Linked DNA regions of Mus musculus: regions 2 and 3 are each linked to region 1. A link is a loop called in an ENCODE intact Hi-C map of the cell type or tissue named here. Cell type or tissue: left cerebral cortex. All regions are shown on one strand.

Region 1 (8,000 bases):
ATGAGAGACCTGTATAAAAAAATTATACAGGGGGAGTGGAATGGAAGGAAATACTTTAAGCCAACCCCTGACCTCTACAAACTCAGGCACAGGTAAACACACGCATTGCATGTGCTATACTATACCATACCATACCATACCATACCATACTATACCACACACAGACATACAGACACAGACACACACACAGACACACACACACAGACACACACACACAGACACACACACACACACACACACACACACACACACACACACTCCACCACAACCAAACAAGAAACAAACAACAAAAAAAGAGGAATGAACTTGGATTTGCTTCTAAAATTTCAGAGAAGATCTAAATTCTATGATGCCAGCTTTCTTAAAAGCAAAACAAGTAACTCTTACTTCTTGTCACCTCTTCCTGGAGCTCTGATACCAGTGGATGGAACACAATATGCTGGGATGAGGTCCAGGGAGCCATGATGGAGGAGGACCTGTCTCCCTCATCAACTGCATGGATGCTCATTTCCCCACACATATTTATTTAAGCCTCTCTAAATTTATTTTATTTTATTTTTTACATGCGCTTTGATCATTGCTCAAGGGTGACTTTTCCTTCTTGGTACTTCCTTGAATTAGGAGCACATTGGTCTATTGAAACAATTCTATGATACTGCTCAATTTTTGAAGATCTCTCTCTCTCTTAAAGATTTTGTGTATGTGAGTACAGTGTTGTTCTCTTGAAACACACCAGAGGAGGGCATCGGATCCCATTACAGACCCCATTACAGATGGTTGTGAACCACCATGGTTGCTGGGATTTGAACTCAGGGCCTTTGGAAGAACAGTCAGTGCTCTTAACCACTGAGTCATCTCTCCAAGCCCCTGGAGACATCTCTTACACTCTCCTCCATTCATTGCTCTCTATTCAATGGGAGAGAATTCGAGTTCTCCTTTTCATCAAAAGTGTTAATCTGATGTCTTCTGCATAAGCCAGCAAACAAAGGGAATTTATTATAATGTCAGAGGCATCCCTGATAGTAAAGGACTACTGCAGCCATACTACCCTAAGTGCTGGTGATTGGGGAATATGACATAGTAGGGTTTAGACTTCACATGCTGGGTGGGGTGTTTTTGTGTCCTTCTTTATGTTCTCCCAGCCTGCTGTTTGACTGTGGTCTTGGCTATGAATGCTCTATGCAGTTGTGATGCATGGGCTCCCTCCGGCCGGTGTATCATACAATCTTTGGTTGCTGATATGGAGTTTCAGGCTGTGGCAGATCTGACTTCTGCCTCGTGTTCACACTGGAAATGTGAGCAGATTAGAGCCACATAGGGCAATAATGGGAGTAAGTGTATCATTATGTCTGACCTACATCCTTCAGGAAGGTATACCAGAAGCCATTCCACAAAGAAGCTCACAGTAGCCCAGGAGGAAGGATCCTTGGTTGTCCATATCCAGTAACCAACCTAGTTGAAGACCCTATGATTGGCCCTATTTTAATTTGTCTGTTTCTCTACTTGTTTCCTCAAATCAATTCCAAAAATAAGGCATCTTCTCTCATCTGGGCTCTGCTTCTGGGAAGAACCCAGACTAAGCTAATTTAAATCAGCTTCACTCAGTTGCATTTTTCCTCTTAAATTCGGAGATGTTTGGAAACTATTTGCAAGTCTTATAAAGTACACACTAAATAAAGATGGCATGAAAAACAAGTAAACAGGAGTGTACCCCGCATGTTGTATATAAAGGCTCTATAAAGTAGGAATTGTTCTGTGAATTAGACTTTCCCCGTTCTTCGGTTGGGAGACAGACTCAGACAATTGCTTGGTTTTGTAAAAACACGTCTCCGTGATTCTACAGCTGTGCTTAGAGAGTAACTGAATAGTAATGTTTTGATCATTGCTCCACAGATGGTGAGGCCCCAGAAGACACATGTCTCTTCTGTAGAGGGGCAATGCAGGAAGTGTGGGTGTATCAGTGGGCTCTGAGTACTTTGGGATGCATCTGTGTGGGGACCTAAATGAGTGTTTCTAGTCTTTCTTTAAAATGTTTTTTTTTTTTTAAATTTATGTGTCTATGTGTGTGTGTCTGCACACACATGTACATGTGGAGGCCAGCAAGGGTGTCAGACCCCCCTGAGGCTGGAGTTATAGATGGTTGTAGGGTACTCTACTTCGATGGATGCTAGAAACCAAACTTGGGTTTTCTCAAAGAGCAGATAGTGCTTTAAACCAAGGAACTCTCTATCTCTGTATTCCCATATTTATTTATTTTTTACAAGGTGTCAATACCAATGTAATAACCTCAAATATCATAGTCCTTGGGTCACAAATAGGAAAAAAAGCTTTTGGAAACAAAAAGTATTGGGTAACCAGTTTGGCACTGGAGATGGAGATCACATTTTTTTTTTTTTTTTTTTTTTTTTTTTACATCCCGTGCCCCTGGAAAGGTATTCAGTCATTCACCTGCTGGTTTCTGATAGAGGCAGAGCCTGAGTTCAGGCCTTTGAGTCCCTTCTCAGGGTCTTTCCAGATACTACACTGCCTTACCAGAACGGCCTTTCTGCTGAACTGGAGTCAGTGAGCTTTTCTCATGTGAAGGCCCAGGCAGTGAGCAATCCGGGCTGGGCAGACATGGGAGCTCTGGTGCAGCTCCTCACCTCTGCCATGGAGGGGAGTTGGTGTACAGGGGACTAATGTGAACGAGCGGGGATATGCTTCTGAAAAGACGCGGTCATAAACACAGGAGAGGGCCTGGCTTTGGCCAGTGGGTCACCCTTTGTTGGTCCAAGTTTCATAGTAACATACAGCAAGTTCTGCTTGGTGATCATCAACGAGGCCTTTGAATCTTAGAGAATTAAAGTCCCCATCCAGCCTGATGCTGAGAGCTACTATGACATGGTGGTCCCCGCAGGACCGGGCTTCCTTCCAGGTCTGCCTATGCACAGACTCTGAGCCAGCATCCAGGAGAGTGGGCAGGCCCTCTCTAGTTTCCAGAAGGAATCGACAATTCTCTTCCTGTGCAGATAAAGGAACAATTATACCACTGGGGACTTACTGGAAAGTGAAGCGGGCTCACCAGGAAGCAGCAGGAATTTGCTTCTCAGTCATTTTCTCCACAGTCTGGCCCCGAGTCTGCCAGACTGAGAAAGGTCAGCTGGGATCACTGGCAGACTTGGAAAACTTCCAGAACCTTCACTTGTGGGATGACACATGGGGGTTTGTCAATTTCCGTGGCCCACTTGGGACTTCCTGTGGCCCATCCAGTTACCTCATCCTCTCCAGGTTCAAACACATAAGAGTTTTATCCTCAGCCGCTCTGTCAGGGCGACACTGTTGTGACACTGTCTACAAATGCGACTTTCGAGTCCTTGACCCCTATGCCTTCTTTGCGGATTTCTTGTTGACGTTTGAGAAAGTCAGAAGCCATTGTCTTTCACAGAGGTCAAATCTAGGAGCTGAGGCGAAACCCGATGTCTATGCCAACGGGGCTGGATGTTTATCCTTGAGCTTATGTGCACGCATGCATGCACAAAGTTATGTGTGAATCTCAGCTCGCCCTTTAAATTAGGTCACCTTTTCCAAGGCCTCCACTCAGGGAAGGTCCTTGAGCAGCCTTGGTGCTCTTAAGTAGCCCAGGGACCGGGTCCTTTCTTGTTAATGTCACCCCCAGGTATCCTCTCCTCTTTTGTTTCTACCATGCAAATTTACCTCCCGGCCTGTTTCAAATTTCTGAGAGTCAACGACTTACAAAGGTGGATGGAGCCTTCAGTGGATTTAGTTATCTAAATCTTAAAAACTCTATTCCATGATTACCTACCTCAAAGCTTGACAGTCCACACCTGTCATTGGACCGGAGTTTCTTCGAGTGTAATGAAGCCTTCAGAATTGAAGTGGTTTTGGGAGACATGGGGGGAAGAGTTCTATTATTTTTACAGAGTGGCACTCTTCTCCCTGGAGATAAGAAGGCTGGGTCTGGTGTGAGGCTGGAAAAAAAAAGCAAAACAAAAAACAAAAAAACAAAAAACAAAACAAAACAAAACAAAAAAAAGAGAAGGGAAGGAAAGAATATTTGATTATTTCTTCATAAACCACCAATTCCTTTAGCACCTGGCTGTGGCTCCTGCTGCCGTGTGGAGAATATCAATGGCTTTAATATTCCCATCGTTGTGCCTTGGAATCAGTTGCCTGTCCTGCTGAGCTCTCTGAATTTCAGACCAGCGCCAGCCCTGAAAACCACGGCAGATGTAAGGGAAGTTTAGCCAGAATGCTCTCAGTTAAAGCCCGCCTCAACATTTCTCCTGTGCCCATGGGGTTTTAGCACACCCCTCTCCGCAGTCCCTTGATTGAGGGGCATATCCCTAAGTGTGCAGGTACTACATTAGGACATTTTCATAAAAATTTTTAATGGTCTATTTTGTTTGAATTGGGTCATTATTCTCAGTAGCATCACTGGCAAAGAACAACTCTTGAATATTAACTAGAAGGAAAGAGAAAACAATAACAAAGGCGAAACAAAAATCTCCAACAAGCCGAGTCCGGGAAAGGAAGCTGAGGTTAGGCTGGGTGTATAAATTTCATATGGCTCATGACCACAAGGTGGCGCTATGAAAACACCTCATTTCCAAACCCCGAAAAAGATACAAATAAGGAAAACACAATGAAAGAGCCTTTCGTGCAGAAAATAGTCTGTGTCAAGAGCGAGCCAGCAAAACGCATGCACCAGCAACGCCTGTGTAGTCTGCTGTATGCATGTGGATCCCGCCTGTAACCATTTTAAGGAGCAATGTTATAGGGAGTGGAAATTGGTATTTTTGCGGGGGAGGGTAGACATTTTATAATTGATACTTTTATAATTCAAACAGGAGCTTCAACATGTGTTAAATTTTTTACATTGATTATTAAATGCATTTCATCTCCCTGGCATCTTTGAAAGTGTGACATTTTAGACATCAGAATGATAGGCTAGGCTTTCTACCCCTCAACCCACTTCTATTCTACGTTGAGAGCTTGCACAGTGGGGGACATTTATTTAAAAACAATTAGTGCCCCATTAAGGGAAACATGAAGCCTGCGGGTCACAGATGTTCTCGGCTGCTTTGGGAAATTGTCATGTAGGAAGTTGGTAAATTAATACTCTGTGGAAAATAGTTCTGTCCTTTAGACATGTCGTCTGTTATGTGACTCCCTGATGTCAGTGCCACGTTATTTCCAGTGACTAGAGTCGTGGCAGAGTGTTCTGTATGTGCATAAGGCGTCCATTTGCCGACAGTGAGATGAAAAGCTGGTATTTCACAAGTTTGTACACGGAAGATGGGATGTTGCTATAATGGCTCGGACAATCTGGTTCCTGAAGGCAGGAGTGGAAAGTCGTCCAGGGGAACAAGCAGAGAAGCCCAGGGATTCGCATTGCTGAACTCAGAGCAGCCCTCTAGATCAGGAGATATGAGAGCATTTCCATTCCTACCATGAGGTCCCAAGAACTAACTCCCCTACGAGTGCCACACTACACGGCAGGAAATGGCATGGGGCCTTGTAGTTATTCTCTAGGGAAAAATTCAGGGATGTTAGAGGGAAATGTCTACACATCACAATTTGAATTTAGATAAAAATCTAATAAAACATTATGAATTACTTTAACAAAGAAAAGGAAAGAGACAATATAGAGAGCAGTGTGTGTATGTGTGTGTGTGTGTGTGTGGCTGGAAGTATTTTGTTGTTATTATGTGACAGAATCTCACTCTGTTGCCCCATCTGGTCTTGAGTTCATGGGTCCTTAAGATTCAGCAAACAAAGTCTCCGGGACTCCAGCCCAGCACTGCTGTATCTGACTGTGAGCTGGGTTTGAACCCGGGGCCTCCAGTGTGCCAAGCCTATACTTTACCATTGAGTTATACCCTGAGGGTGTGTGTATTTCTTTTCTCCTTCTTTTATATAATCTCATCACTTTGTCAGTCAAGCTGTCATATTTTCCCATCATCCACAGAGCAGGTGGCCAGGGGAAGGTCCCTGGTTTTCCCTCTAGCTGGGGAAAACCATACAGGTCGCTGATGAAAATTATGGCTGGGTTGATTCTTGGCTGACTCAATTACAGAGGCATTGCTCCAGCTGTAAATACAACTCATGATATAAAAATTATCCAGTCCCTACTTGGGGAAAAAAAGATGCTAATTAAAATATGAACCTCTAAGGAATGTTCCTTATTTAGATAACCAGTGTGTTAACTAAATTTGAGCCTGCAGCAATATAAACAGCTATTTCTGCTACTACTGCTATGAATTGTTTTGAAGTAGTCAACAGAACTGTATATTATTATTATACGAATCATATGTCTATTAGCTTGTAGAAAAGGTATATGGAAGGAAAGGTGTGTGTGTGTGTGTGTGTGTGTGTGTGTGAGAGAGAGAGAGAGAGAGAGAGAGAGAGAGAGAGAGAGAGAGAGGGAGAGAGAGAGAGAGAGAACTGTAAAGAAAGTAAAGTTTGCAATATACCCTGTCATACATTGGGCCAAGATAGCAGCTATTTCTGATACATATACACATTGTTCTTTTTATATGCCAATTCTCACAGTACATTGGGGATCCAAGCAACTTGTTTGGACAATTCATCACATTATCTTTAAAAAAATTCAGATAATTTGATGGTGTTTTAAAAAAATTAAGATACCATATATCCTATGGTAATTAGAATTAAAAATTATAGGATAGTTGAGAAGGGGAAGTATCCTAGATTCTGGAGCAAACCATCACAAAAGAACCAAATTCCTAACTTGATTTGAAAAAAATGCAAATAATCTGGTTCCCTCACGAGGAATTTTGAATCACTTGGAGGTTGGTTAATATAGAATTAGTGAAGTCAGGCATGATCCCAACTCTCATGAGGCTGAAACAGGAAGATTGCTGTGAGTTCAGGGCCAGCTTGGGCTATAGAGTAGGGCCTAGTCTTAAAGACAAGCAGCAAAATCCTGAAAATTCAAACCCTCAAAAAAGCCCCAAAAGTAGGAAGGCAACCAAGAACATTTAAAGAATTAATTATACTCATGGTTCTATGTAGCCCAGGTTGGCCCCAAACTTCTGGTCCTACTGCCTCAGAGTCCTTGGTGCTTGTATTACAGATGTGCACTACCACGTTCAATTTTGACACAATCAGGAGACCTGGGTTTACGTTGAAGCTTCCAGCTGTGTTCGATCAATGGTTCTTGACCACTGATAGCCCGGGCATTTATTTCTTTGTTCTGATGTTTGTTAATTCTGCCTTTTAAAGGGGCCATGAATACTGAATGTGGAGAACTCACTTAGAGGACTTGGATCTATAGTGAGCCTCAAGGCTCCTCCTCTGCTTTAGAAACACAAGGGTGTTCTTTACAGCCTGGCCTATTTGTGGTGTTTGCGTTATCTTTGATGTGCTAGCGGCTTGTTCCGAAGATGCCACTGACTTTGGCTTCTTTGGCTAATGATTTGATGCAGTTGAGACTTGGGGGTGGCTTGCTTGGGTGCTCAGCTCCAGGAGACCATGGGAGGCATAGACAGGTACCTGCTTGATTCTCTGAAGCCACAGACATTCCTCAGTGGTATATACAGCATGCTACAAATACATACAACATATTTTCTATGCCAGGCCCACATCCGGCTGTCAGGCCTTGAACCCCACAGGCTTGCCTTGAGAGGTGGGGGGCTACAAGAGAGGCCTTTGTTGATTTGGGCGCAGACTCCAACAATCTATTTTCGAACCCTTAGAAGCCTCTTGTTAAGGAACATTAAAAGACCTGTAAAAGATCAGTCGAGAGCTGGCTAGCAGTTGATTTGTTAGTGATATTGAAGAATCATGTACCTTATCTTGGTGTTTAATCAGTTGATAAATTATTTCTGTATGTATATCATTTTCTTTTAAAAAAAGACTAGCCCCCCTCCTTCAGCAAAGGGTCATGAAGATTCTGCAGTCCTGGGTAATCCCTCCGTAGCAGGTCTTTTCCAATTCCTTTTATGAGATTCAATCCCTCTCCAGTATGGATAAGGCAG
Region 2 (8,000 bases), 740 kb after region 1:
TTTTTAAATGTCCCCAAGGGTGGCACAAGGGTGTCTTGGATTTTGACCACAACTAAATCTGAAAGCTGCTTTTGATAGTCCCAATAATCGGTGCCTTTTCGTTTCCTGCTCTAGAAGTAGTTACTTACCTTGAGTGTGAGTTGGATTTATTTTTGAGGTGCTGAGATTTGAACCCAAGGCCTTATGCATGGCTAGGTCAGCTCCCTACAACCACTAAATCCTAGTCCCCAAGATTCCCATCTATAGAGTAGAATACAGCAAAAGTAATGCTATAAGTTTCTCAAGACTGGATAATGTGTGCCCATGGCCGTCTATTTTTCTAGCATTCTTATCCCCAGGAGTCTTAAGAAAAGGCTATGAACTTTGTGAGAGGCTGAGGTGTAGAGTTTCTGAACAGTAGCTGTCAACCATCCTGTGCAAACCCCACCCCTACCCCACCTTTGTTCTTCAAACAACACTGGGATGCAAGTATTTGCATGGCATTTTCATTGTATTCATTGTTATCAAGAGATAATTTAAAGTATACAGAAGGATGTAGATCAGTTCTGTGCAAAGAGTGCTTAGTTTTATATAAGGGTCTTGAGCATCCAGTCTCCCATGGATACCAAGGAACAGCTATATATCTCCACTTCTACTTTTGTCAACAAGTTTCTCTGTAACACAGTGTCCTACTTTTATGTGGCTGCTTTTCTCTGAGTGAGAAAAACAATTTTTTTTTAAAAAAATCTGAAATCATTGTTCTATTAGAAAAAAAAATGCCCACTGTTTTAAAAGCACAGATTTATAGATTATAGTTCCCATGGTAACCCCTTGACCTAGAGACCAATTCTAAATCATCTTAAATGTCAAAATTTTATATTGCTGATCTTTTAATGATAATCCAGATGGCTCTGGACTTAAAACATTTATGGGAAGTGAGCTTCATTTTATATCCTTTTGTGGTAATAGAGTAACTATAGAAAAATGCATAGAAGTCTTTTTATATAACTTTATTTACCTTAAGACTATTTCTTCTTTTTCTTCTCTTCATCCTCCTCCTCCTCCTTCTTCTTGCTTCCAGTGCTCACCTGCTTTTGATAGCACCAGTAGACATCTTATCAGACCCTTCCTTCTCTATTCTGCCATCAAGAGACTGATAAGCCTTTGTTTAACCTTCGTGACAACTGGAAAACCTAACAGGCTGTTCTTCCTGGACCAGGACCATGAGACTTAGTCCTTTATAACCTGAGACATCTAAATGCAAACCCTATGCAAGGGGATTTTCTTTACCTGTTCCCGGGGTCCAGAGCTACATAACCCTCTCCAGGGGACTAGGAATATTCCCTGTGAGTTCTATTTTCCCCTACAGTGATGATAAAATTCGAGACACAGAGAGGGATCTCCTGCTATTACCTTGCTTTTCTCTGCCACTTCTCAGAATTGGCAATCCTGCATCAAGAAGCACATTAGTTTAGGGTTTGTGAGTTTGTAAGAAGGGGTAGATGGAAACCAGGATACATATTGGAGGCTCTGATGAAGGACTACCTGATAGCAATAGTGACAGCCTTACAACCGTAGCATCAGAATCACATACAGATTCAACATCAAAACCCTTCCAACCCTGCTCCCTTCTTACTCTAAATATCTCCATTGGCCCATCTCATCTCTTCTCTGCTGACAGCATGGCCTGGATGATCCTTACACAACCTCTGCCTATGAGAAGTTGAAGCAGAAAGATGGAGAGTTCATGGTCAAGTTGGACTACATCATGAGACTCTGCTTCAAAAAGAAAATACATAAAAACATACTAATGAGTGAGACTGTATTACTGCAAGGCTGATATCTGCTTGATATCATCTGCTGATAAATCTGCTATCATTTATTTTTAAGAAATGAAATAAAGTATCTGCAAACACTGCTACTCCCTATTATCCTGCCCTGTACCCAGCTAAACATCTCTATGCAGTACTGTGGTGAGCAAAAAGCTTTGAGTCTCAATCCACTTTATTGAATAAATCACAATGAAGTTGACAAGATTATCACATTTACTAATGAACATAAAACTAGGGAAAATAGTATAAATAGTTTAGCTTTTGCAAAAATGATAAATGTGTTCTATGTATGCCAAGGATGGTAGAATATTGTCCACACCATCTTAGACCAGTGGTTCTCAACTTGTGGGTTGATCCCTTTAGGATTGAATGACCCTGTCACAGCGGTCTCCTAAGACCCTCAGACATTACAGATATTTACAATATGATTCATAACTGTAGCAAAATTACATTTATGAAGTAGCAATGAAAATAATTTCATGGTCACCACAACATGAGGAACTGTGTTAAAAAGGTTGCAACCTTAGGAAGATTGAGAACCACTGTCTTAGGCAGACATGATAACCTAAATCCAAATTATTTGGTTCAGGGTTTGCAAACTACAGTCCATGAGTAGAGTTCCCTCTATTTGTTTTTATGAATAAATTTCACAAAATGCACTAATTTATCTACCTTTCCTGTGGATGTGAGGTGTGGGAGATGGCACCGTAAGGCTGTACACAAGCCACTGAGCTACATCCCTAGCCTTAGTAGGTGCTTTTAAGTTACAGCCATAGAACAGAGACAAGCGACTGTGGCTCAAAGAGCCTGAGCTATCCATTCTCTACCCTTTCGTACACTGCAATCCTGCTCCAGTCTGTATTCATGCCAAGGAGAACTGGCATGGAGACAACTCCTAAGCAGGAGCATCTTTTTCAGAGGCCCATTGCACAGTGAAAGCATACAGCCTCCTCTTCCAACTGTTAAGCAGACACAACTTATCATACCAAGCATGGGAGCCCATGCGATTGACAGACAGTAGACGGGACAGGCCATGAAGGCACTCCTAACTAGAATGCCTTCACTAGAGTTTTCTCTTTGTAACACTATTTCCATTTTCATTCCCAAGTATTTTTGAAGCCAAGTATAGAACAAAAGGAAAGTGTTAACAAAGTTTTATCATGTAGCAATATGACATAAATGAAGTTCGGAGTTGCCAATTGTCCTAGTTACTGTCTATTACTGTAACTAAACACCATGATCAAGTCAATTTACAGGAGAAAAAAAAAGGAATTTTATTTAGTTTATGGTTTTCAAGGATTGGAGTTCACAAAAGGAACAACTGAGAGCTTACATCTTGATCAAAGAGGGCAGGGGTAGTGGAGGTGGGGGGAGAAAGAGAGAGACAGAGACAGAGACAGAGACAGAGAGAGACAGAGAGAAGCACAAGCACACTGGCACAGTGGGAATCATATAACTGTTTTACCCTCCAAAGCCTGTTTCTAGTGGCACAATTTAACAAGACCACACCTACTAAGCTTTCCCAAACAGTTCCATGAACTGGGGACCAGATGTTCAAATATTTTAGCTTAGAGGGAATATTCACATCCAAGCTCCTCATTTCACTCCGTAGCCCCCTTAGGTTTTTGGCCATAATATAATGCAAAGTTTATTTAGCTTAACTTCAAAAGCTATATTCTGTAATAGTCTCAACACAGTGCCCTGAGAATCAAAGTACTGTCTTAATTGTAGCCCCCTGTAAAATCAAAAAGTGAGTTACATATGTCCAAATTACAATGAGACAGAATATACGTTACCTTCCCAAAAGGGAGGCGTTGGGGCAACATGAGGAAATCCTGGACCAAAGCAAGACTGAAACCCAGCTGGGCAAACTCCAAATCATACGGTTCTATATCTGATATCAGAGTTCTAGCTGGCTATCGCTTTTCCTACTGAGACAGGGTATGCATTGGGCATCATTTGCATCTTTTAAAATGAGAAAGGAATGTGTGTTTTTAATGTCAGGAAAGGATTCAACTTCACACTGTATGGACTGTTTCTGAAATCAGGATGGATAATTATAATTCAATCTGTCAGCAATGGGAAGTGAGAACTCTGTGTTCATGGGTTCTTTGGCATGTCTAGTGGCTTTCTCTTGCCTCTTTACTCCAAATGAAGTTGAATCTGCCATCTTGGGAACTCTGGCCATTCATATACACATATCTTTTTGGTTTAAGCAGATTCATTGATGCTTGATACAAAAATAGTAGCTTCACAAATATGTGATTTCTTGAACTTCAAGATAGGTGCTAACATCAACTGGTACTCAGGTGACCTCAGAGTGGGACACCCCTAACCACTGTGAAAGATGACATAGAAACCTAGTTTTGTTCTAGAAGTGATTGTTGACTACCCGGGTCTTTTTCTCCATGTGAGCAATCCTGTATCACATGATGAGTCTCTACTCCCAGGGGAAATATGCATTTGTCATCACAGTCCTGCTGTGGTTGGGGAACCATATGTGCACCAAGACTAAACTTGGGTTCCCTGGCAGATTGCCCCGTGAACAAAAGCAGAAATCCACTAAAAGGACAGGGAAGTTAGATTCATGACCTAAAAGGGGAAGATTAAACCAAGATGTGCCACGAACAGAGTGACGCTGCTGAAGTGGAAAGAAAGGTCAGGTGTCCTGGAGGTCAGCGAGACCCAAGGGGAGGAAGGACTGGAAATAAGCTGCCAGGGTTTGGATTCTAGCTTCATTACTGTGCATTTCTGTACATTACTGAAGCAAGTTAGCTGAGTTAGCTATGCTTCATTTTATTCATCCATTAAAAACATAATGAATAGTATCTATCTCACCAGGCTGTCTGCTGCATCAATGTTTGCTGCAAAGCCTTCATTAATAACAACATCAATATTGAAACTAGAATGCAAACTCTGGCATAAGAAGTGTAAGTCATTGTGCTGGATTGCTCAGTGCATTAGTCTAACAGGATAATAAAACAAATAGCATTGACTAAGAGGCTTATACAGAGAAATCCATCTTTTACAATTCCAGCCACATAAGAAGTTACACATCAGGTGTTGCAGAGTTGGTTTCTCCTGAGGTCCCCTCCTTGGTTTGAGGCTGGCTGTCCTGAGTTCATATAGTCATCCCTTTGACACAAATGTCAACATTTCTTAGAAGGCCACTAGTCGCACTGGTTAGAGTCTATCCTAATGGCCTCTTCTGAGCTTCACAGTCTCTCTGCTGGCCCTGTCTCTGAATACTGTCACCTTCTGAGCTACTGGGAATCAAGACATGGAAAGTCAAGGAGGTTAGGGCCATACCCATAAGAATCAGTTTCATTAAGCTAAAATTATGTTCCATTTATCCAAATGGCTCTAAATTGGCCAAACATAGGTACCAGTTTCAAACTTGGAGACAGAAGGGCAGTAGCCTCGGCCCTCTGGAGGTCACTGCAGTTGTTGAAAGCAACAGACGCTGAATGCCAGGGGGACCTAGTTTATTTACCCTGGCTCTCCTCTGATGCTCAGCCTGTATTCTACACTGGTGACCACCGGAAATGAGGCTGCCCCCTCAGCAATCATCACATACTTGAGAGCCACAGGCTTTCCCCACCCTTTTACCTCCACATTTCTATGTCTGGACGTGCCTGGCTTCTTGAGTGACTAGCTAGGAAGGCCTCTGATCTGTCCCCCAGCTTCCCCTCATTTCCCACAACTGTGCAATCTAGTTAGGAAGTACTTATGTTGTCCTGTAACTCCCAGAGTCACCGCTCATGTGACTGAACCCCGAGTAACACAGAAAGAAGAAGAGGGGGCCTTCCAAACCTGTTACTGAGAGCTATGAGAGTCCGAAAGCCTGCCGGTATTCCCAAGCCTGAGCTCATTCAAAAGCCCACGGACGCACATCGTTCCTCTTTCCATTTTGTTCTGATCCCAGTATGTTTCACAAATGGCTGCCAAGTAAAGGTTCCCGGAATCATAGTCACATCATCAAGTGGCGATCAAGTGAGGTCCCATAGGTGGTAAGCAGGGGTCACTGGCTCAGAATAGAGAACAAAGTTCTTAGAGGGTGCTTTCCAGGGAAAAAAAAGTGAAACATGTACGCAAAGTGTGAGAAAAGACTAAGCGTGGGTCACTGGTGGGAAAGTATAGAAAAAAACAAAACTTAACAAAGGAAAGGCATAAAAAAAAATCGAGGCACTTTTAAAAAGTAACTAATTTAGTACATACAAAAATCGGACGTGTATGGTTTTTTTTAATTACATTAGAAATTAGACAAGATATGTAATCAATCTAGCCCCATATTGAGAAGTGAAGGAGAAGTTTCAGACTGTGATGTGATGTGATGTGATATGAAATTGTGGGGAGAGTGTATGAAGAGATGGGAAAGACCTGTTGGAGGCCTGGCTGAGATGGCCCAAGAGGCAACTCCTTTGAGAGGCCAGACTGTATGTCTGTGGTAGCTGTGAGAGAACAGTAACAGCAAGAGAAGGTTTTAGAGAGATATGAGAAGATAATTATATAATTAGGGACTTATTTGGGGAATATGAGAGCCAATGAAGAGGAAGAAATGAAAAAGAACCTTGTGAGAAAAAGGAAATTAATCAGAGCTCAAGTGGAAGGAAGATCTGAGTTCTGGTGAGGCCTGGGCATTTTTATCACTATAGGGGGGAGGAAGAAGACACAGACCAACAAAAAGAGATTGTGTATATGTGTGTGTGTGTGTGTGTGTGTGTGTGTGTGTGTGTGTATGTGTATGTGTTGTGTGTGTGTGTGTGTGTGTGTGTGTATGTGTATGTGTTGTGCATGTGTTTGTCTATATGTGTGTGTGTGTGTGTGTGTGTGAGTATGTGTATGTATGTATGTGTATGTGTGTGGTGTGTGGTGTGCCTGTGTGTATGTGTATATGAGTACGTGTGTGTGAATGTGTATATGTGTATGTATGTTTATGTGCGCATATGTATTTGTGTTTATGTGTGCATATGTATGCATGTGTGAATGTGTATATGTGTGTGTTTGTGTGTGTGTGTGTGTGTGTGTGTAAGACTGAGATGAGGACACCTCCCTCCTTTCACTTCACCTCTGCATACTTAAGTATGAAGTCTCAACATACTTTCCTAGAGCTCTGTCCCAACCCCTGCCACTTTGGGAGGTCAGAGAATGAGGAAAGACCTAAGTCAGAGAGGAAGAGATTATAAGCCAAGAGAGGGAGAGAGGAACCATTCTGTTGGAGTCACACAGCTAATTAGGGACTGAAATCAAACTGGCTCCGAGCCTAGTACTCTTTCACTACCAAATTACCATGTAATATTGAACAGATGGGAGTGATTAAGGCTTAGGGCCATTATGAAGGCTAGCATAACCTGTGTTGCATCCAATAAGAGAACGGAGTAGAACCCCAGCCGAGAGATTTGAGCCTCACATTGCAGGAAGGGATAATTTTACCCACTGTGAGCCATGATTAGGTTTGAGTGGATTGAAGTAAACTGTAAACTTTTTAAAGTCACTGCTTCACTGCAATCCAACCCAGCTGGGCTAGAGAAACCCTGGCTGCCTTGGGTGGCACTCAAGGCACAGGAAGGGAGAAATGCCAGGCAGGAATATCCAGAATATGAACTGAAATCCACTCTCGAAGTCACACAGAGCCTCTGCAAATCTTCGTTCCACTCCATTCAGAGGCATGTATTAAATACACTGAAAGTTTAGACACTACTTAAAAATAACATTCGCCACTCCACCTCCACACATGTGGGGGCCTCGCAATATAACTTCAATGACAAGAGGCTCTTCCTCAAAATAGTCTTCCCTTAGACAGCTCCTTCATGACATCATGCAGCTTAAAAATCTTCTTTCCTTCTGTATTTGCATTTCTAAAATATCTTGGAACTTGGTATTTATTTTGATTGACATTTTTTTTATCCACCCTGTGGGTTTCAATTCCCCCTTCTCTTTACAAACGATGTAGAATTGTGAGTGCTGGCTATCTTAGTCATCTTTCTAGTGCTGTGGCACCATGACCAAGGCAACTCTTAAGAAAGAAAGCATCTAATTGAGGGCTGGTTTACAGTTTCAGGGGTTTAGTCCATTATTGTTCATGGTAGGAAGCATGGCGGCAGCAGGCAGGCACTGGAGCAGTCACTGAGAGCTATATCTTGATCTGTGACTTCAAAGATCACCCCCAGTGGCCCATCTTCTCCAATA
Region 3 (8,000 bases), 1.8 Mb after region 1:
TAGGCAAACTCCCACATACACTAAATAAATCTTTTTTTGACTCAACTCAAAAGCTGGGTATGGGGCTGGCGAGATGGCTCAGTGGTTAAGAGCCCTGACTGACTGCTCTTCCGAAGGTCCTGAGTTCAAATCCCAGCAACCACATGGTGGCTCACAACCACCCGTAATGAGGTCTGCCGCCCTCTTCTGGTGTGTCTGAAGTCAGCTACAGTGTAGTTACATATAATAAATAAATAAATCTTTAAAAAAAAAAAAAAAAGCTGGGTATGGTGGCTCAGGCCTTTATAACCTCAGTACTCGGGAGGCAGAAGCAAGTGGGTCTCTATGAGTTTGAGTTCCAAGCTAGACAAGGCTAGATAGACCCTGTCTCAAAGAATAAAATAAAAACACAACTCAAGAACATATGAAAGGCTTTGTTTCTAAGGTTAAAAAAAAAGAAAAAGAAAAAGCAACAGCTTGAGCTTCAAATAAAAACTACAGCAAGATTTAAAAGAAACAAGTGAATCAAGACACATTACAGAATTAGCTTTCCAGAGCAACTAGAGAAGGAATCTTAAGTCTCCCAAAAGTCTACTCAAAGAAGCCTGTGAAACTTGGGGCCATTGATGGGTCCATATTCTGATGTATCTAGCAAAAGAAAAGTTTAAGTCCTGATGCATAACCAACAACTTACATGCCATAGACTCCTGGTCTATGCCATCATACCATATGAAGTGTATCTTTGACAGATCTGAATTGTCACAACAAAGGACCACCAACCATAGTACTTAAACAAGAGTTGGTTTCTCACAGCAGTTGAGGCCTTTTGCGGAAAAGCTCTCTTCAGTGCATGCAGACAGCTGCCTTCCTCCTGGATCTTCACATGGTAGGAAAAGATCAGGCTCTCTGTCATCTTTTTATAATCTCACTGTGACCTCATCTAAACCTATTTAGATGCCCTAATCTCCAAATACCACCATCACATGGGAGCTCTGCCTTTAATATATGAACTTCCAGAGATATGATTCAGTCCACAGCAGTTTCATTGTATTTCACATTGTTGACCTGCCTTGGTAAACAAAGAATATGGAAGCCTTGATATAAATACATTTTCTTTGGTTACTTCTCAAAAACCAAGCCAAACCACTAGGCAAGAAATCCAACCAGTTTCTCTATGAAGCTAAAGTTAGTTCAGCTTCTGTTATTTCAGTTTACAGAAACTTTTCTGGTTCACACCCAACACAAACACACACACACAGAGAGAGAGATTTAACTTATATACTGTACATTAAGCTAAATCATAGTACAAGTGAGCTACACAGTGTGCGTATCAAGACAACTCCAAGTTACTCAAGTAGAGCTTCTGATAAAATTGAAACCTGGTCAGTAGCAATTCGTCAGGGGTTAACAAAGGAACCCAGGTAGCCACGCTTACTTGTGGACTCTGTCCATTGACTCCACGATTGTGGATAACTCGGGAATTCTCCTTGTTCAGCTCATCTGCTATCAACCAGCATCTCACTGTATCTTGACCCCACAACTAACCCAACTCTTAACTCCAACAGCCTCTTTCCATCTATATCCTGGCCCCCATCTGGCCACTCCTGGTCTGGCCACTACCATCCACCTACCTTACACTTACCAACTGCCAAGATCAACACTCGAGACTCAGCTAGTAGTCTGTAGACCACCTCATAGGCCACTGGACCAACGTTTCTCAAACTTGAGCATGGGGTGGCCTGGAAGGCTTAGGAAAGCATGAGCTGCCCCCAAAGTTATGATCCAGTGCATCTCCAGTAACAGCTCGAGAGTATGCATTTCTAACAAAGTTCCAATGAACTGGGCCATTCCATGGGTAGAAATTAAGATTTATTGGGGGAATTCAAGCTGCCAGGGCTGTCTCTCTGGGGTGTGTATGGCCACAAAGAGAGAACACCAAAATGAGGAGAACCTCGCCAGTCTTAAGGCACCAGGCTGCGGCTGGATAAAGCCTGTGAACAAGAACATTCTGGGAGGAAGAGTGTAGTAGGTGGCTTGTGGCACCTGAGACCTAGCATGGGGACTTCGATCTGTTGCAAGCTTGCTTAATTGAGAACCATACCCCAATTGCTGGAGGTGGTTAGCTATAGGGGTGGTTAAAAAAAATGAATGGCTTTTCTAACAAGCAGAAACCCACTTCCCCCTCCCCCCCCCCCCCCCGCCCAGGTTTCTGGGAAATGACAAGTTGGCGCTTTTGTTTATCCACTGGAGACCTTTTTGTTTACCTGGTCAGAATCCATCCTGACCTGTGCCCAGGCTGTCATTTAGGACAATGTCAGCAACATTGCCATCAGGGGAACCTGCTTTAGGCTTTGTGGTTTGAAAGGGAGTGGCCTCCATAGACTCCATGTTGGTGAATGCCCAGCCCAGGGGGAGTGACACTATTAAGAAGTATGCCCTTGTTGGAATAGGAGTGGCCTTGTTGGAGTAGGAGTGGCCTTGATAGAGGAAGTGTGTCACTGTGGAGGCGGGCTCTGAGGTCTTCTATGTTCAAGCTATTCCCAGTGTGGCACAGTCTCCTGCTACTTACCAATCCAGACGTAGAACTCTCAGCTTCTTCTCCAGCACCCTGTCTGCCTGCATGTCTCCATGCTTCCCACTCTGATGATAATGGACTAAACCTTTGAAACTATAAGCCAGCCTCAATTTAAAAAAAAAAAAATTAATAAGAGTTGATGTGGTCAGGGTGTCTCTTCACAGCAATAAAAACCTTAACAAAGACAAACTTAACAATGTTGATGTTTCTGATCTTGAAATGACCTTAGATAAAGCATCGGCCATAGGCATCATACTCATCTAGAATATGACGATCTATGAATCAGGAACTTCCCAGTGCCACTTCCCTCAACAAAAGGCTCTGGACATGAATTTCCTGTGACCTATGGACAAGCAAGCTGAACTCTGACAGGGTTTCTGTTCTGTCTCTCTCTGAGATTCCTCAAGAACTTGTGGAGCCCCCCTCCCCCACTCAGGGGTCTATTCATTTCACCTAGTGCATGCTAAGGGCATGCTTTATGGAGGCAAGCACTCGATATGCAACTCATAGTGACTGAGGACTCCAGTAAGTAATTTTAAATACTTATAAATCCAAGACAAATATTCTGGTGCCCTTTTTAAATACAAAGATTCATCAAAAGAACACTACTGACATTCTCAAAGTCTCCACTCAGATCATATTGTGATGGAAATACAAGTATGAAAGGACGAAACAAGGGAACACATTCAAAGAATTACTTAAATTGGAAATAGCGTCACATACCCAGAATCCCAACAAGCAGGAGGATCAAGAGTTCAAGGCCAGCCTCAGCTACATGTGTGAGTTAAAGTCCATTTTGCAGTATATAATGAGGCCCAATTTCAAACAATTATCCAGCTTGATATCAAAGTGTTATTGAGCCAGGTGTGGAGCAAAGGCAGATGGATCTCTGTGAGCTCAAGACCAGCCTAGCCTACATAGAGGTCCAGATTAGCCAGTGAAACTCTGTTTAAAATTAATTAAATAATTTTTTTCAAGAATGAATTAGGGGGGGCGTGGTGGCGCACGCCTTTAATCCCAGCACTCAGGAGGCAGAGGCAGGCGGATCTCTGAGTTCGAGGCCAGCCTGGTCTTCAAAGTGAGTTCCAGGACAGTCAAGGCTACACAGAGAAACCCTGTCTCGAAAAATCAAAAAAAAAAAAAAAAAAAAAAAAAAAAAAGAATGAATTAGAAACTCCTCAGTAATCCAAATGATGAAAAAAAAAAAAAAATCAAAATGTATTACAGTGAAAGTAAGTTAGCCTCTGGGTGATCAAAACCCAAAATCCAGCTGCATTCAACAGAAAAATAAATAAATAAATAACCTTTTTTTTTTTTTTTTTGAGACAAGGTCTCATGTAACCCAGAGGGCCTGCAACTTGCCACTTTAAATTTAATTTCTGATCTTCCTGCCTCCAACTCCCAGGAGTTGAGGGTTACAGGCACGGACCACCATGCCTTTTTTTTTTTTTTTTTTTTTTACTGGCTCCTTGGAACTGAAAGCAAGGGTTAGGATGGGAGGAAAAGAAGCGTTCTACTCACTGAGCCACATCCTAGCCCATTCCCAGGGGTGAGCTTTTCTGAGAGGGAAAAGAAGTTCAGGAGACCTGCAAGAGGCAGAAAATCGGCCAAAGACACGCTAGACTTTCAGTAAAACTCATCCAAAGTCAGCCTCTAAAGTGGGAGTTCTCAAGTACGCGTGAGCTGTTTTCCCTGGGCAGATGGGAAGATGCAGCTGAAGGCCAGCTTCGCTCCCCAGTCCCGGGAGGCTGCAGTGCCCGCCCGCCCACTCCGCGGAGCTTCCACTGTGTTTGTACTGTCTGGATTCATTGTATTGTTGTATTACATCGTCCTCTAGTGGCTTCACATTTTTTTCTTCTCTCCCTTCTCTTCAGGCTGATTTCTTCATTACATCACACAACACTTGATACCTAACAAATGAACTCAGATGAATGACGAGACTGAAGATGGTGAGCCCATTGTCGTTAGGACAGTGCTCGAACAGCTTAGGCTCACCAACTTCAGCCACTGAGCTTTTCTTTAAAATAGAGATTACAATATAATTTGCCACTGCCTCTGCTGGAGAGCGAATGGGATTTGGTTTGGCGGCTGCGACAGTCTCCTGCAGCCCAGGCTATTTACTCTGTATCAGAGAGTGATCTTGAGCTCCGGACCCTCCAGCCTCTACTTTCACACGTTAGGAATTATAGTTGTAAACCACCACACCCGTTTGTACTGATATTTGTTTACCCCGCCACCAAAGCTTTTATGTTGAAACCCCAGTCATCACAGGTGATAGCATTTGGAAGTGGGGCCTTTGAGCACTAATAAGGTTTGTGTTCAGTTGTGAGAACAAGACCACCCACACTCAAGTTGGGATCCTTGCGTCTGTGGATCTCAACCTTCCTGGGGCTGTGAGTTCAAGACCCTCAATATAGCTCCTCATGTTCTGGTGATCCCCCAACCACAAAACGATTTTCATTGCTACTTCATAACTATAATTTTGCTAATGTTATAAGGCATAATAAATATCTGTGTTGGTTGCTTCAGCAGCCACGCTGCCTGTGGTGCACTGGTAAACAGCCTGGGCTGACTAAAGCACGCTTCTCTGTAAGTAACCTCCAGTCAGCTCTGTACATTAGGGGCCACGGCTGCGAGCACAGAACTCCAAGACTGATGACTGTAAGTTTCCTAGTGATGACAAGTACAGCCACTTAGTGTGCTTACAGCTGATCTCTGTCCCCGAATGCTGTGCCCACAGGGATGCGGGAGGAGACCCTGGCATCTCAGTCATGACTCATCTCCTGAACAAGACAATGATGCAACTTATGGCTCATTAATCAGTTTTTCTCTCGGCTTGGTATATTGTGGAGATTTGTAGATTTGAGTTTGGGGGAGGGGGGGGAGACGGGTTTTTTTAGTGTTTTGTTTCAGTTTGGGGGCTTGGGTTTCTTTTGTTTTACATTTTTATTAAACAAGTGTTTTGGGTTTGTTATTTGGTTTTTTTGTTTTGTTTTGTTTTTTTGTTTATTTCTGTGTGTATAAGACTTACTGATTATCAGTTCGGGGTGGTATAGAGGATACAAATGGAACATGCCTATGATCTCTACCTTACTCGAGGTATCATTTGCTGTGGTGAAACATCATGATCAAAGCATCTTGGGGAGGAAGAATTAGATGTGGCTTACTCTAGCACATCACTGAAATCAGGAAAGGAACTCAAACAGGGCAGGAACCTGGATTGCCGCAGAGGCCATGGAGAGGTGCTGCTTACTGGCTTGCTCCCCACAGCCTGCTCAGCCTGCTTTCTTATAGAACCCAGGACCATCTGCACAGGGTGTCCCCACTCACAATAGGCTAGACCCTCCCACATCAATCACTAATTAAGAAAATGCCCTACAGGCTTGCCTACACCCCAATCTTGTGGAAGCATTTTCTCATTTGGGTTCTCTTCTCTCAGACAGCTCTAGCCTTTGTCAACTTTAGTCAGCACACTCTCAAAGTATTTATAGTATGAAGGCAAACCAGAGCACACACATGTCCTATACCATTAGCATCATGGAGTGCTGCAAAGAGGAAGAGTAAAAGATCTTTAGGTATTCAAGAGAAAGGATTCGCTTCTGAAATCACTCTCCTTGGATGCTTGGCGTCCATCTTTTGTTCCTGCATGGAAATTATGCAATGGCCAATAGGCCTCAGGAAAGCAACAGTGACTAGAAATGATGTCATCACTCTATGTATGCTACAACCATGGCTGACGACACAAACCTTACTTTTTAGTTTCAGGGAACTGGATTTTAAAGTAGAAGAAACCCTCACTTGTTACTGACTGGCTTTAAAAAGCTTATTAAGTACCATTTGGAAAGAAAATCAGCTAAGAGCTCGATGTGATGGTAGTAAGCCCAGCACTCCGAAGGCTACAGCAGGAGAATCACGAGTTTCAGTCCAGCTTGAGCTACACAGTGAGACCTGGTCTCACAAACTAAGTACAAGCACATATGCATGTGCACAGACACAGAGACAGGCAGGCAGACAGGCAGACAGACAGACAGACAGACAGACAGACAGAGACAGGGACCCAGGGACCCAGGGATATAGAGAAAGAGACAGTGAGAGACAACGAGACAGGAAAAGAGAGAGACAGAAAAAGAGAGAGATAGGGAGGCAGAGAGAGATGTAGAGAGAGACATACACAGAGAGACAGAGAATGGGGCGGAGAGACAGAGAGACAGGGAGATAGAGGCACAGAGAAAGAAAGAGACAGAGAAACACAGAGAGAAAGAGACAGAGGCAGATAAAGAGACAGTGGAAGCGACGAGAGTTTTCTGGGATAGCAAACTTGGAAAGCCACAACTGTGGTTTCTCTTGGGGCAATCATAGCAGTACACAAATCAAGATGGCTCCAGGCCTTTCCAGCTGAATGTATGCCTCTGGAATACCCAAGACACTTTTCAAAAGAAGACATTGAAATGTCAGGAACATGGGGGGGGGGGGGGGCTTTTGAGATAGCATTGGAAATGTAATTGAGGAAAATACGTAATAAAAAAATATTTAAAAAAAAGAAATGTCAGGAACATAAAAAATACTCACAGGTTGTTTTTTGTTTGTTTGTTTGGGCTTTTTTTTTTAAGTCATTGAAGAAAATGTAGTTTAAAGGGGATACTATTATGTGTACATCTGTCAAAAAGTCACTCAATTGAAAAGATTTGACAACATCAAAGGTTAACACAGAGACGCAACAATCAGAACTCTCATACATTGTCGATAGGCCTATAAAATTATTGGGCATCTTATAAAGGTAAAAGTGCTTACAATAATGATTTTCTGTGATCTGACAATTCCACTCCTAGATATTTACCATCAAGGAAGGAAATACTTGTCAACACAAAAATTCGTATAATAGCTTCATCTATTATATCCCAGAATGGAAACAACCCAGGTATCTATGAAGAAGATAACAAATATAATTTCATTTGTCCAGTTCACCCCAGAGCAGGAGGCTCATCACTGCCTGTTTAACTCCAGCTCCAGGGCATCTGGCACCCTCTTCTGGCCTCATCATGCACTGGCACCCTTATGTCATAGTCACACACAAAACATATCTTGGGGACGAGGGTTAGTGTGGTGGTACATGCAATTTAATCCTAGCACTTGAGAGGCAGACAGGCAATTTTAAGGCCAGCCTGGTCTACATAGTGAGTTCTAGACCAGACAGGGCTACACAGAGAGACCCTATCTCAAATTTAGTTAAACAAAATTTTTATTTTTTTTTTCTTTTTCCCCGCCCCAAACAAAATTTTTAAAAGAAAGGAAAATTAAAATAGCTGTTTTCTCTATTTGGTGGATGCTATGATCCTTCCAAAATTCATATGCTGAATCTAATTACCAAGGCCAAATTTTAGCAGTTGAACTTTTGGAATCAAAATGATTTAAGGCTCAGTGAGTTAGCTATCTCCTTTGCTTCGTG

What was found. Peaks named below come from ENCODE experiments on the same cell type or tissue, not always from the same donor. Only the 100,000 strongest peaks of a DNase experiment are listed, where the experiment ranks them.
Region 2: a loop joins it to region 1, with 4 times the contacts of the local background. A loop is called at or near these places in 4 of 42 quality-filtered maps.
Region 3: a loop joins it to region 1, with 3 times the contacts of the local background. A loop is called at or near these places in 4 of 42 quality-filtered maps.

Annotation. Positions count from the first base shown.
Region 1 is chr13:102,641,631-102,649,630 of GRCm38, reverse strand. No RefSeq gene overlaps it. Among named protein-coding and RNA genes, the nearest start is that of Gm41046, 21 kb to the left of the region's middle. In left cerebral cortex, a CTCF peak has its summit at 4,580 (motif pointing right); DNase peaks (open chromatin) are centred at 3,043 and 4,608; H3K4me3 peaks cover 245 bases; H3K27ac peaks cover 845 bases.
Region 2 is chr13:101,905,563-101,913,562 of GRCm38, reverse strand. No RefSeq gene overlaps it. Among named protein-coding and RNA genes, the nearest start is that of Gm41044, 100 kb to the left of the region's middle. In left cerebral cortex, no CTCF peak of the experiment used is centred here; DNase peaks (open chromatin) are centred at 514, 2,702, 4,330 and 7,504; H3K27ac peaks cover 1,123 bases.
Region 3 is chr13:100,843,725-100,851,724 of GRCm38, reverse strand. No RefSeq gene overlaps it. Among named protein-coding and RNA genes, the nearest start is that of Slc30a5, 14 kb to the right of the region's middle. In left cerebral cortex, CTCF peaks have their summits at 4,399 (motif pointing left) and 7,581 (motif pointing left); DNase peaks (open chromatin) are centred at 4,330 and 7,574; H3K4me3 peaks cover 693 bases.